3 separate regions of the Mus musculus genome follow, and all the other regions are linked to region 1. Evidence: chromatin contacts called from ENCODE Hi-C or POLR2A ChIA-PET data. All regions are on one chromosome and are shown on one strand. Each heading gives the region's core, a stretch centred on a gene start or an enhancer-like site at or near the end of the contact. The rest is flanking DNA. Distances are from core to core; before and after follow the strand shown.

The links. A loop is a pair of places that touch in the nucleus more often than their neighbours do. ChIA-PET counts read pairs that join two places held with the same protein, here RNA polymerase II (POLR2A).
Region 2: POLR2A ChIA-PET joins it to region 1 with 11 read pairs in embryonic stem cell. The contact joins the promoter of Nthl1 here to the promoter of E4f1 in region 1. POLR2A ChIA-PET finds 5 or more read pairs at or near these places in 2 of 5 experiments (Patski and embryonic stem cell).
Region 3: POLR2A ChIA-PET joins it to region 1 with 11 read pairs in Patski. The contact joins the promoter of Zfp598 here to the promoter of E4f1 in region 1. A Hi-C loop is called at or near these places in 1 of 37 maps with a recorded cell type or tissue (Patski). POLR2A ChIA-PET finds 5 or more read pairs at or near these places in 2 of 5 experiments (Patski and embryonic stem cell).

What each region holds. Positions count from the first base shown.
Region 1 is chr17:24,454,008-24,457,924 of GRCm38, forward strand. It overlaps E4f1 (E4F transcription factor 1), which reads right to left and starts at 1,385. Exons shown (of 14, transcript NM_001301784.1): 1 at 1,128-1,385. The coding sequence starts at 1,281.
Region 2 is chr17:24,630,967-24,635,136 of GRCm38, forward strand. Nthl1 (nth (endonuclease III)-like 1 (E.coli)) reads left to right here and starts at 1,716. Exons shown (of 6, transcript NM_008743.2): 1 at 1,716-1,888; 2 at 2,961-3,199; 3 at 3,759-3,929. The coding sequence starts at 1,786. It overlaps Tsc2 (TSC complex subunit 2), which reads right to left and starts at 1,661. Exons shown (of 42, transcript NM_001286713.1): 1 at 1,572-1,661; 2 at 979-1,145; 3 at 1-33. The coding sequence starts at 1,116.
Region 3 is chr17:24,667,541-24,671,538 of GRCm38, forward strand. It overlaps Zfp598 (zinc finger protein 598), which reads left to right and starts at 2,147. Exons shown (of 12, transcript NM_183149.2): 1 at 2,147-2,433. The coding sequence starts at 2,218.

The sequences.
Region 1 (3,917 bases), core at 135-2,634:
AAGGCCAGCCAAATCTACATAGTGAGACCCTGTCTTTAAAAAACAAAAACAAAAACCAGGAACTCAGCTGGATAGTGGTGGCTCATGCCTTTAATCCCAGCACTTGGGAAGCAGAGGCAAGCAGATTTTTGAGTTCGAGGCCAACCTGGTCTACAGAGTGAGTTCCAGGACAGCCAGAACTATACAAACACTGTCTCAAACAAACAAACAAACAAACAAACAAACAAAAAACCTAGAAACTCCAAAGAGTTCCCTGAGACGGTAACTGACTCTCTCCAAGCTGAAATAAGGGAAAAAAAAATTACAGTGGGACTGAGTTCTTTCATGACAAAGAGCAGCAATATACCAGTAATACTTGTCAAACCACTTCCTGTCTGATCAAATCTACAGCTCCGTGGAACTAATGCACAGGAGATACCCAAACCACCTCTAAAAAATATCAGCACCTAGAGACGTAATCCTTGGTGCCAACACAGCCCTCGGCATACAGACACGATTTTAACTCTTTGCCATACTCCTAGGAAAAATTAAAGGGTTTAAGAGAGGAGTTACAGCCCCGGCTCCAATCTGATCCTTGACAGGAACCAGATGGACGACCTTGAACCTCAATTATCTCCATCTCTGAAGTGAATAGTAGTAATGATAGTTCGCCTTTCGAGCTTGGTTTAAGTAATGGTACAAGTCGGATTGAGCGGGGGGTGTTCCGCACATTCTTGGAAGCGTTGCTCCACCCCGTAGGGAAGGCCCAGGTCCTCAGTGGGGCGGTGCCGCCTCCCCAGGTCAGGTCCCTAATCCCTGTCTGACAGAGCGGCCCCGCCTCCAGTCTCCAGCTCCGCCCGAACTAAGGCCCGAGTGGCAGAGGAGAAGCAGAAGCTAGGGCTGATGGGCGCTGAAGAGGAGCGAGCGATGTTTGTTTGGCCAGATCGACCCCAAGGGGCTGGAGAAATGGGCTCCCTGTGAGCCTCTGCATCTGGCCCAACGGGTTAGAGGCAGTCCGAAGGGAAACCTGTGAGAGTTGTGAAGGTTTACAGACACTCGAGTAGCCAGGATCCGGGCGAGACCGTACACCGCAGCCCGGACAGAGCCGCCCGCACCCCGGCCGCACCAGGCTTCGGTAGGCTCGTTACCTTCCTCGCTGAAGGGCGCTGGGAGCCCAAGGAAGCCGCCGGAGGACAAGGCCGCCGCCGCCGCAACCCCGCCCTCGCCCGCTTCACGCCCGGCTTCGGCCCGGGCTTCTGCCGTATGAGCGGCCGTCACCCGCACTGCCATCGCGCCCTCCATGTCGCAACGCGCCACAGGAAGATGGCGGATTTACGACCATGTCGTCATAACAACGGGCCGCACCGAGGGCTGCGTGTCCGACAGGCAGGGGGCGGGACAAAAACGAATTTGACGGACAGGCAAAAAGGCGGGGCTATGGGTTGCGGTCTAGCGCGTCAGTAGAGGTGGAGCTTGGCTCTTTGAGAGCCATCAGCGCCAGACATCAGGGCGGAAGTGGGCGTGGCTTGTGTTAAATTGGCAGGACTTGGTCCAAAGTGAACTATCCGTGGAGTAAGAACTCTCCCTTTCTCTCACTTTTTTAAAAAAAGATTTATTTACTTTATGTATATGAGTACATGTACAGCTGGTTGTGAGCCTTCATATGGTTGTTGGGAATTGAATTTTTAGGACCTCTGCTTGCTCCGGTTGCTCTGGTTGCCCCACTTGCTCAGGTCAACTCCACTTGCTCAGTCCCTGCTCGCTCAGGCCTAAAGATTTATTCATTAAGTACACTGTAGCTATCTTCAGACGCATCAGAAGAGGGCGTCAGATCTCTTTACAGGTGGTTGTGAGCCACCATGTGGTTGCTGGAATTTGAACTCAGGACCTTCAAAAGAGCAGTCAGTGTTCTTAACCGCTGAGCCATCTCTCCAACCCCTTCTCTCACTTTTTTGTTTTGTTTTTTTAATGTAGTATGGTTTGTCTGCATACATGTCTGTGCACCACGTGCATGCCTAGCGCCCGTGGGGCCCAGAAGAGGGTGTCTGACCTGGAACTGGAATTACAGATGAAGTTACATGTAGGTGTTGGGAAATGAACCTAGATACACAGCCAATGTGTTCTTAGCCGCCCAGAGAATCTGAACTCTTTAGGGTTGCTACCCAATATAGAATCCTGGACTCAGACCTGGGTTGCAATGTCAGAATTTCCTGGGCATGAGAAAGAACTCCATTTGGAGATAGTTCGAGTGCTCCTTTCCAAAGACTTTTTTTGTAAAGATTTATTTTATGTATAGGAGTACACTGTAGCTGTACAGATGGTTGTGAGCCTTCATGTGGTTGTTGGATATTGAATTTAGGACCTCTGCTTGCTCTAGTCAACCTCGCTCATTCAGTCTGTACTCACTCTGGCCCAAAGATTATTTATTATAAGTACACTGTAGCTGTCTTCAGACACAACAAAAGAGGGCGTCAGATCTCATTACAGGTGGTTGTGAGCCACCATGTGGTTGCTGGGATTTGAACTCAGGACCTTCAGAACAGTCAGTGCTCTTACCCACTGAGCCAGCGAGCCAGCCCCAAGACTTTTATTCGGTATATGAAAAGTATTGAAAAGTATACATAAAAGTGACCATTTGTGACATTTAGTACACCGACTGAGTTGAGCGCTTATCACCAAAATTGGTTAACTGATTGGTTCATTGGTCGATTTGAGACAGGGTCTGGCTTTGTAGCTCCCTGTGGCCAGTAACTCGGTGGCCCCGGTAACTTGGTGCTGGGAATATGCCTGACTTAGTTCTAGAACATTTTCATCATCAAAACCTGTACTGACTGTAGCTCATTTTGGTAGCCAGCTCACCTATCAAGCACAAAATGAATAAAATAAAATAAAAAATGAACAGAGTATCTCAGGTTAATCCCAACATTTGGGGGATGATCCTTAGCTAAATAGGGAGTTCAAAGCCAGCCTAAGACATAAGAGAAGGGGGAGAAGAGAGAGAAACAGAAAGTGAGTTATTGAATAATATTGAAATGCATCGTATAAACAATGCATTTATATTTCATTTACAGTCAACTTGTATCTATCATTTTGGCTAATATAAAGTGTTGCTCTGAACATTCTTGTATAATTTGCTTTTATATTTTTGTATTGTTTCCAAGTCCCTTTTATTTATTTTTATTTCTTTATTTTCCTTCTCACTCTGGCCCCACTTGCTCTGGCCCAAAGATTGATTGATTTATTTATTTATTTATTTATTTATTTATTTATTTATTTATTTATTTATTATATGTAAGTACACTGTAGCTGACTTCAGACACACCAGAAGAGGGCATCAGATCTCATTAGAGGTGGTTGTGAGTCACCATGTGGTTGCTAGAATTTGAACTCAGGACCTTCAGAAGAGCAGTCAGTGCTCTTACCCGCCTAGCCATCTTTCCAGCAGGCCCTGGAAGGGATTTTTTATAAACTCAGTCATGGGCCGAAAGGGTGGCTCATGGGTCAAGAGCACTTAATGCTCTTGCAAAAGACCAGAGTTTGGTTCCTAGCTCCCATATAGTGGTTGACAATTGCCTGTAACTTCAATTTCAGGGTATCTGATGCTCTCTTCTGACGTCTGTTGGCACATACACTCAGACATTCTGGGAAGTGAACTCAGCACCTCTGGAAGAGCAGTCAGTGCTCTTAACCGCTGAGCCATCTCTCCAGCCTTTATTTTTATTTTTAAGTAGCTTCTTGAAACTATTGCTGGGTTAATTCTCTTAAGGTAGCGATCATCCCATGAGATGGCTGCCAACTGTCACCAAGCCAAGCAACCTGAGTTTGATCCCCAGAACCCACAAAGAGGAAGATGGCCTCTAAACTTCACATGCACCCTGTGGCAAACAAGCACCCATACACATATGCAACACTTGCCGGGCAGTGGTGGTGCACGCCTT
Region 2 (4,170 bases), core at 466-2,965, 180 kb after region 1:
GCGATTGTTGAGGCCGCATTCACCACTCAGTTCCTAGAGAAGAGAAAAGAGGAAAAGGGCTGAGCTTTTAAAAAGAGGTCTTCTTACCCACTGGCCATAAACCACCTAACGTTGTTCTGCATTTCCCCTGTAAACCAATGGGGTTTCTTTCCTCTCTCTGTTTTTTTTTCTCTCTCTCTCTCCCTCCCTCGCTCCATCCCTTCCTCTGTCTCTCCAGCGTTTCTCTGTGTATCTCTGGCTGTACTGAACTTCCCCAGTGCTGGGCAGGATTAGCAGCATACACCAACCACCACCATCACCCAGCATTTTGTTTTGTTGTGTTTGGTTTGGTTTTTTAAGGCTGGATCTCGAGGCTGGTGAGATAGCTCAGTGGTTAAGAGCACTGACTGCTCTTCCAGAGGTCCTGAGTTCAATTCCCAGTAACCACATGGTGGCTCACAACCATCTGTGATGGGATCTGATGCCCTCTTCTGGTGTGTCATCTACAGTGTGTGTGTGTGTGTGTGTGTGTGTGTGTGTGTGTGTGTGTGTGTGTGTGTATGTTAAATAAATAAATCTTTTTTTAAAAGTTCCTAAAAAGAAAGGGTGGATCTCCAATTTAAAAAAGGAAACGAACATCTTTGAGGAGAGGAGGACCCAGTCTCACTACTGTAGCTCAGGTGGGTTACAATTATGTTGCCTCCAACTTCATAATCCTATCTCCTCTGCCTCTCACGTGCTGAGAGAGTACAGGGCATCTATCTACCATAACACTAAACAAAATAAGTTTTCATACAACACCTAACTTCTAAGGCAAGTGTGCTAAAGCAGGACACCAAGATCCTGAGGACAGGCATATATCTGTCTCCACAGTACTGGGGACAGCAGCCCTATGCAGATGGTTACCAGCAACCCATCTCCCACAGAACCCAATGACAGACAAACCCAGCCTTCCTAGCCTTTGTGCTGGGCTAGCCAAGACATTGGCCACTCACTCACTCTCAAGATTTCCGATGTGATGATAAACTCAGTCTGTTTGCCTTCTGCACACCTGGGATTTGGCCTCGATGTTCCCAATCCCAACAGTATCTTGAACTTCTCCTTCAAGCCGGAATCTTTGCTTGTTGGTTTGGCCATGGTGGGCAGGGCAGTACTAGAGAACTGCTCTGTGTAGAAATAAACATATTATTTGATACACCCCAGGAAAGGTTCTCCCTTCTGCCCTCGAGGCGAACCTCCAGAATCCTAGGTCAAGGGTAGGCAATAACCTGTCCTTCCTACAGCCTCTGGGGCAACTCAACTCCATGCAGGAGGAACTCAGCCACAAATCAACTCCGGAGGTATAGGCTTACTCTAGCGACCCGCCTGTTGATTGCCATTAGTTCTCCCTAGGTTAAGGAGGAGCTGTCGCGTGAATAGATGCAGAGGCCCGCTCACATTCGCAATGGAGGGCTTGAAGCGCTAGGACTTGTCAGCGGTGGGAGCGGCGGAGGATTGGAATCAGAACGACCAATTCCCCTCACCCCATCGCGACGCGACCACACAAACCATCGCAACCCGCCCCAGCAGTCAGAGCCTCCAGGGCTACTCACCCCGCGCGCGCCTTTCGCGCGCAGGTCCTCCTGCACCCAGGGAAGGGCGCACACCCCCGGCCCAGGGCAGCTGCCGGAAGCGCAACCCGTACTTCCGGGGGCGAGGCTTTGCTGACTATTTGCGTTGAGCTCTCTGGGAATTGTAGTTTCGCGTGCGCGTTGAGCAAGTGGTGGGATCGCGGGGCTGCTCGGAGGAGTAGTTTACAGCCCAGGCATGAACTCAGGGGTGCGGATGGTGACTCGCAGTCGGAGCCGCGCGACTAGGATCGCGTCGGAAGGGTGTAGGGAGGAGCTCGCCCCGCGAGAGGCTGCTGCAGGTAGCTCTGCGCCTGCAGGCGTTTTGGAGGAAAGGAGGAACGTGGAACTTTGGCTCCAGGCTTGCGTCCCGGGCCGCAGCATCTGACCTAAACTCTAGGCGCCGCGGAGTAGGCAGCTGCCTTGAATCTTGAATTGAAGCTACGCTTAAATCTCACGTGGCCCCACTTCTAGCTTCTTCCAAGGGTCTGGGACCCGCAGGGTCTGCAGGGTCCGTAAGACTGGGTTCTGGATGTATTCATCCACCCTTATCGCCAGTGAAAAGTTTTAGTCCAACCAGCCTAGCTTAGGACATTCACTTGCTCCAGGCTGTCCGTGGGACACAGCTCTGTTCTCAGAGCTGCCTCCCTCTCTTGTAGGGCCAGGCTGTGTGCCAAGAACACACCCAGCTAGAAGTCTTCTCTCCCAGCTGGACGGTGGTTCTGAAAGAAAACAGGCCCAGAGAGAAAACAGGAAAGGGCATGGCACTCATTGTGTTTGTCCTGTAGCCATTAAGGGCCTACTATGTGCCAACTAGTGGTACTCAGGGAGTAATTATCAGCCCGTCCCCGCCTGGGACTTAGACATAAGTGGCTAGAGCAGGAGTGTGCGTAGGCAGCAATGGTCTCCCAGAATCGGTTCAGTAGTAGAGATCCGCTGGGATCCAGGCTGAGGCTTGGCAAGGGCCAAGGGCCACAGAAAGTGTTGATACTGTTAAGGCAGCAAATGTTTTATAGTAGTAGAGTTTGGAGCTCATCCTAAATGCAACGATTTCTGAAAGGGGAGTTGCACTGTCCAGTTTGGGTGTGAAGAGAGAGGTTCTCTTGAATGTAACTCAAAGGACTTGGGACAAAGGAGAGAGGTTATATTATCCTAGAGGCTGTTACTAGTGTCGGTGTGCTAACAGGCACTTTGTCAGACTGTCATGTACTGTTGTGACAAGGGCAGAGCACAGCACTTCTGTACACATCGTGGTAGATAATGGACAGTTAGTTGCACAAACAAGTGTGGGGATGTGGATTGGCAGGTAAGCAGCACCCTTCCCCCACCCTCATATAAAACCCACTCCAAAGACTGAATGGCACTTTTTTGCAGAAGGAAGAAAAAGCCACAGGCCCGTGAGACATCCACGGAGAACACAGAAAACGCATGTGGCCTATGAAGCGGCTAATGGTGAGGAAGGCGAAGATGCTGAGCCCCTCAAAGTGCCCGTTTGGGAGCCCCAGAACTGGCAGCAGCAACTGGCCAACATCCGCATCATGAGAAGCAAGAAGGATGCACCTGTGGACCAGCTAGGCGCCGAGCACTGCTATGATGCAAGTGCCTCCCCGAAGGTATGCAACACCTCCGCCTATCCAGCAAGGTGCTTACTTCCTTTTAGGTCTCTACCAGAAAAAGAGCAAGACCTGCCAGCTCTCCCTGCTGCCATACAGGAGGATACATACATACATACATACATACATACATACCCAGGAAGATGCGCTCCTCCCATAACCTTAGAACATGTACAACGTACATCACCTGTCAATCATTGTGGCCACCGTGCATGGCAGAGTGTCTGAGACTTGAAGCCTCATGCACAGTGGTGGTGCATTTGGGAACATCCAATAATGCAGGAGAAGCAGACTCCCTTACATTGTGTTGGTTCCTTAGACTAACCATAGGGCTAACTACCTTCGGATCCTGGTATCCTGAGTATCTCTAACTCTGGCCCTTCTTGTCTATAAAATGAGTAGTGTTACACTGTAACAGTAGCAGCTAGCTATGGTCTAATATCCATCCCATACAAGGTATGATTCCAAGCAATTCATCCAAGCTTCGGCTACTCTATAGAAGTATGTGACAAGACAGATGGGTAAGGGACTTGACTGGGACCCGTCCTTGCACAAGCAGGTGAGGAGGTACCAGGTACTCCTGTCGCTGATGCTCTCCAGCCAGACCAAAGACCAGGTCACAGCAGGTGCTATGCAACGGCTCCGGGCCCGGGGCTTGACTGTGGAGAGCATCCTGCAGACCGATGATGACACGCTAGGCAGACTCATCTACCCTGTGGGCTTCTGGAGGGTAAGCATTACCTTTGGCAACAGAGCCAAGAGGGGGCACTGTTCTGAGGATGTGAGGCGGGCATCTCTGACGACAGAGACTCTTCATGCTTCTGACTTGCCACAGGTCTATCCCATGGGGCTAGTACCCTGCCCCTGAAGTTCCTGGGATGCACCTCTACACATCCCTTCATTTCTCTACCCTCCTACCCAGCTGCCTCCACTTCCTTTCCTTCCCTTCCCCTCCTAGGCTCCCCAGACTG
Region 3 (3,998 bases), core at 897-3,396, 210 kb after region 1:
GTGACTCACGGCCTGAGCTGGAACAGCCAGTCTGCTTACCTGGCTAGAGAATGTTTATGCCAATCACAGCCTTGTCTCCTCAGTCACAGTAGGCCCTCTGCTGGCCAATCATGGGAAATAGTCCTCCTTTCTAGCCTGAGATGACTACAGGGTCATCTAGAGTTCCAGGTGTGTAGGTTTAAAAATGTCTGGTGTAGCCGGGCAGTGGTGGCTCACACCTTTAATCCATCCCAGCACTTGGGAAGCAGAGGCAAGGGGATTTCTGAGTTTGAGGCCAGCCTGGTCTACAGAGTGAGTTCCAGGACAGCCAGAGCTACACAGAGAAACCCTGTCTCGGAAAAAAAAGAAAAAAAAAGTCTGGTGTGAACTGTTTCAAACAGCTCTCTGATTGAGGCTGTGCCTTTAGGAGAGGGATAATCAACTCTGTTCACTGCGTTGTTTTCTCAGGTGTCTAAGGAGTGTTCAGAATGGTGGCAGATGGGTAGTCTGGCTGGCTGGCTGACTAAAAAAAAAGCCAGGGCAGCAAAGGGTGAGGCCAAAAGCTGTCAATTAGGAAGCCACATTCACCATCCCTCAGCCTGTACTTATTTGCACAAACTGGGACAATAAAGTACTTGCCATCAGCATCTAACGAGCTTATCATTAACATTCAATTGTCATCTTAACAGAAATGTTTTCATTTTTTAAAATTTATTTTTATTTTCTATGGACGTGTTTTGCTTTCCTGCCTGTGTACCACGTGTGTGCCTGGTGCCCTCAGAGACCAGAAGATATTAAACCTCCTGGAACTGGTTGTGAGCCTTCATGTGGTGCTGGGAATTGAACCTAGGACTTCTGCAAGAAAAGCTAGTGCTCTTAATTGTTGAGCCATCTCTCCAGTCCTCCATTTTAACAGATTTTTTTTTTTTTGAGACAGTGTCTCACTTCTACGTAGCCATGGCTGGCCTGAAACTATGTTGACCAGGCTGACTTCAAAACTTACAAAGTCTATGCCTGTGAGTGCTAGGATGAAAGGTATGTGACCACACCCTGTCATTTTAACAATACTTAGCCCTGCCCAGTTGCCTAAGAAAGGTAAATCCCCCTATCTGTCCGAAGATGGCAAATGTAGCCCGGTCTGCTTTACATAGTTGGTATGGCGACCCCAGTTTTACAAATGAGGTTATAGGCTTCAGTGGGGCAACCTAGTTCAGAAGCATGTAAGTCTAGGTACCAGGATTAGGGGTTTAAGTCATTTCTGATTCTAGCTAGCCATAGGCACTCTGGGGTCACACACACAATATACTGACTCTTTCTAGAAAGGGTTCAGATTTGGACCCATCTCGCTTCATCAGAAATCCGGAGACCGCCCAACAGCTGCAGACTTGAAGCCTCCGGTTCACTACTATCCACTCAAGCACCTCTGGGTGCTTCCCTTTCCTACATACTATGTCTGGCTGGATGTGTCTGTCTTACAACCAAGAAAACACGAGGTCCCTTCTCTAGTGGGATTGGGTGAGAATGTCTGGATGTCCTGATGTCAGAGGCTTATGTTCCAAACACAAGAGAGGTGCAGGGCTATAGAAAGGTTCCTAAAAATTTGTCGGATTCAGTCATTACTAGCTGAATTACTTATGTATGTATTTTGTGCTGGGAATGGAACCTAGGCACGGTAGGCAAGTCTCTGCCACTAAGCTATGTTCCCAGGACATCCAGTGAAATTTGCATTTAAGATACAAACATACTACATACTACGTCCAAGTAATGTTTGTGTGATACTTAGCTTAAGACTGATCGAGCCGGGCATAGTGGCGCATGCCTTTAATCCCAGCACTTGGGAGGCAGAGGCAGGCGAATTTCTGAGTTCGAGGCCAGCCTGGTGTACAGAGTGAGTTCCAGGACAGCCAGGGCTACACAGAGAAACCCTGTCTCGAAAAACAAACCACAGTTCGTGTTTTATCGGAAATGATGCTGGAAACCCTGTAGCTCCTCCGGCGTTTCCAGAGCTTGCGTCGGCGAAGGCGGAGAGACTCCGCATTTAAATGACTGGAAAGGCTTGAGCAGCAGTCATGAGCGAATGGCAGCTCTGTACAACACCAGGCCCGGGCGGAAGTCGCAGTGCGCACTTCCGCCAGGCGGGCGGTTGCCTGAGGGCAGTGACGTCGACGGAAGGGGCGGGTCCGCCGGGAGCCAGGCCGCGCTGTGCCGCGCCGGCCAGGAGGGGGCCGGAGCCCGGCCATGGCGGCGGCGGCGGGCGCCGAGGGGCGGCGCGCGGCTCTGGAGGCGGTGGCAGCGCCGGAGCGGGGCGGCGGGAGCTGCGTGCTGTGCTGCGGTGACCTGGAGGCTACGGCGCTGGGCCGCTGCGATCACCCGGTGTGCTACCGGTGCTCTACCAAGATGCGGGTGCTGTGCGAGCAGCGCTACTGCGCCGTGTGCCGCGAGGAGCTGCGCCAGGTGCGCCAGCGGGGCGCGCGACGGGGCGCGGGGAGGGCGGACTCCTGATGGCTTTGCCTGCTCGGTGTCCGGCCGCGGCCTGGCCTCACCCGCTCCCTCCGGAGGCCGGGTGGTCGGTCGGGGCGCCATGCGATCACCGGGCCTCCTGGGGCTGGGAGAAGCCAGAGGCGGCCGGGCTGGGGAAGGAGGAGCGATGTCTGTGGGAACTCTAAGCCTGGGGACTTTTCCCTATGACCTGGCTGCGGGAAGGGCAAGGTCAGGTCGAGAGCCCTCCTGTCTGTGAATCTTAATTTTTTCGGGATCGTCACTGAGGAGGAGCAGACAGCCAGGGGGAACCTCCAGACACTGTCTATTCTGGAAGCTGACTGCTCTGGAAAAAAAGGGTTAAACTGGACATTTCCAGACTAGTTGGGCTTCTGGGCCCCACCGGTGATCCTTAGCTCCTGAGACAGCGTTTCCATTTGTAGAGTGGAGGTGATACCAGGACCTGATTCCTAGGTGCTTGGTGGTCCACAATTTTAGGAAGTTTTCCTCCTCGTTACTAGTTCTAGCTTTGAGGCTTCCTTCCAGAGTGGTGGGAAGAGGATGTTTCTGGCTGTCTAGACTTGGAAATCCCGAAGGGGGTCAGAGGACTCCAGCAATGCCAGCCTTTGATGGGGAGTATCCAGCTGAACCTCCCTTGGTTTGCTGCCCGTAGAGATCTGTTTGCTTCCAGAATTGTGAAATTACCTTGGTTGGTTCGTGGAAGGTTTTGGCTAGTGGCTTCTGCCAGGGAATCACCCTTTCCTGTTCTTAGAAGTGATGCAGAGATAGAAATGATGCCAAAATTTTGAGTTTTTTTTTTTTTTTTTCTTTTCTTTCTGACCTTTTTCTTTCTCGTTGAGATAGGGTCTCACTATGTAGTCCTGGCTGGCCTGGAACTTGTTATGTAGAACCAGTATCTGCCTCCTGATTTCTGAGATTAAAGGCAGTGCACCACCATATCCCGTATTTGAGACAGGGCCTGTAGCTCTGGCAGTCCTGGAACTCATTCTCTAGACCAGACTGGCCTTGAAGTCACACAGATCCACCTGCCTCTACCTCCTGAGGGCTAGGTCATTCTCCACCATACCCAGCACACCCAGCTTTTCTTTCTTGATATTTATGTCAAAAGACTCAGCTGGAATCTGGAACATTCCCTAAGCATCTATGTCATACTGGGGAAGAGGGACTAGAAGACCCCAGACATAGTGTGGTGGAAGGAGCCTTACCCTACTGGATGAGATCTGGGGTTTAGAAACATCTCTGGAAGCTTTTGGCTGGTGTCCTACTCAGGGTCTTGCTGGGGCTTTGCTGGCCAGTCGTGCACACGCTGATGGGAAGGTCTGACACGGGTTTTGAGCACACATACCTGTAGCTTCCTTCTAGGAAGGGAGACATTTTGTAGGTCCTTATGTACGTCGTCCTGGCCTGGGCTCTGGGTCTCACTCAGGAAGTGAGTGAACATACATACATATGTCAGCTGTAGCCAGTGTCTGCCCTCCCTCAGTCTTCCTGAGCCTCACACCTCTAAGAGCTCTGTGGCA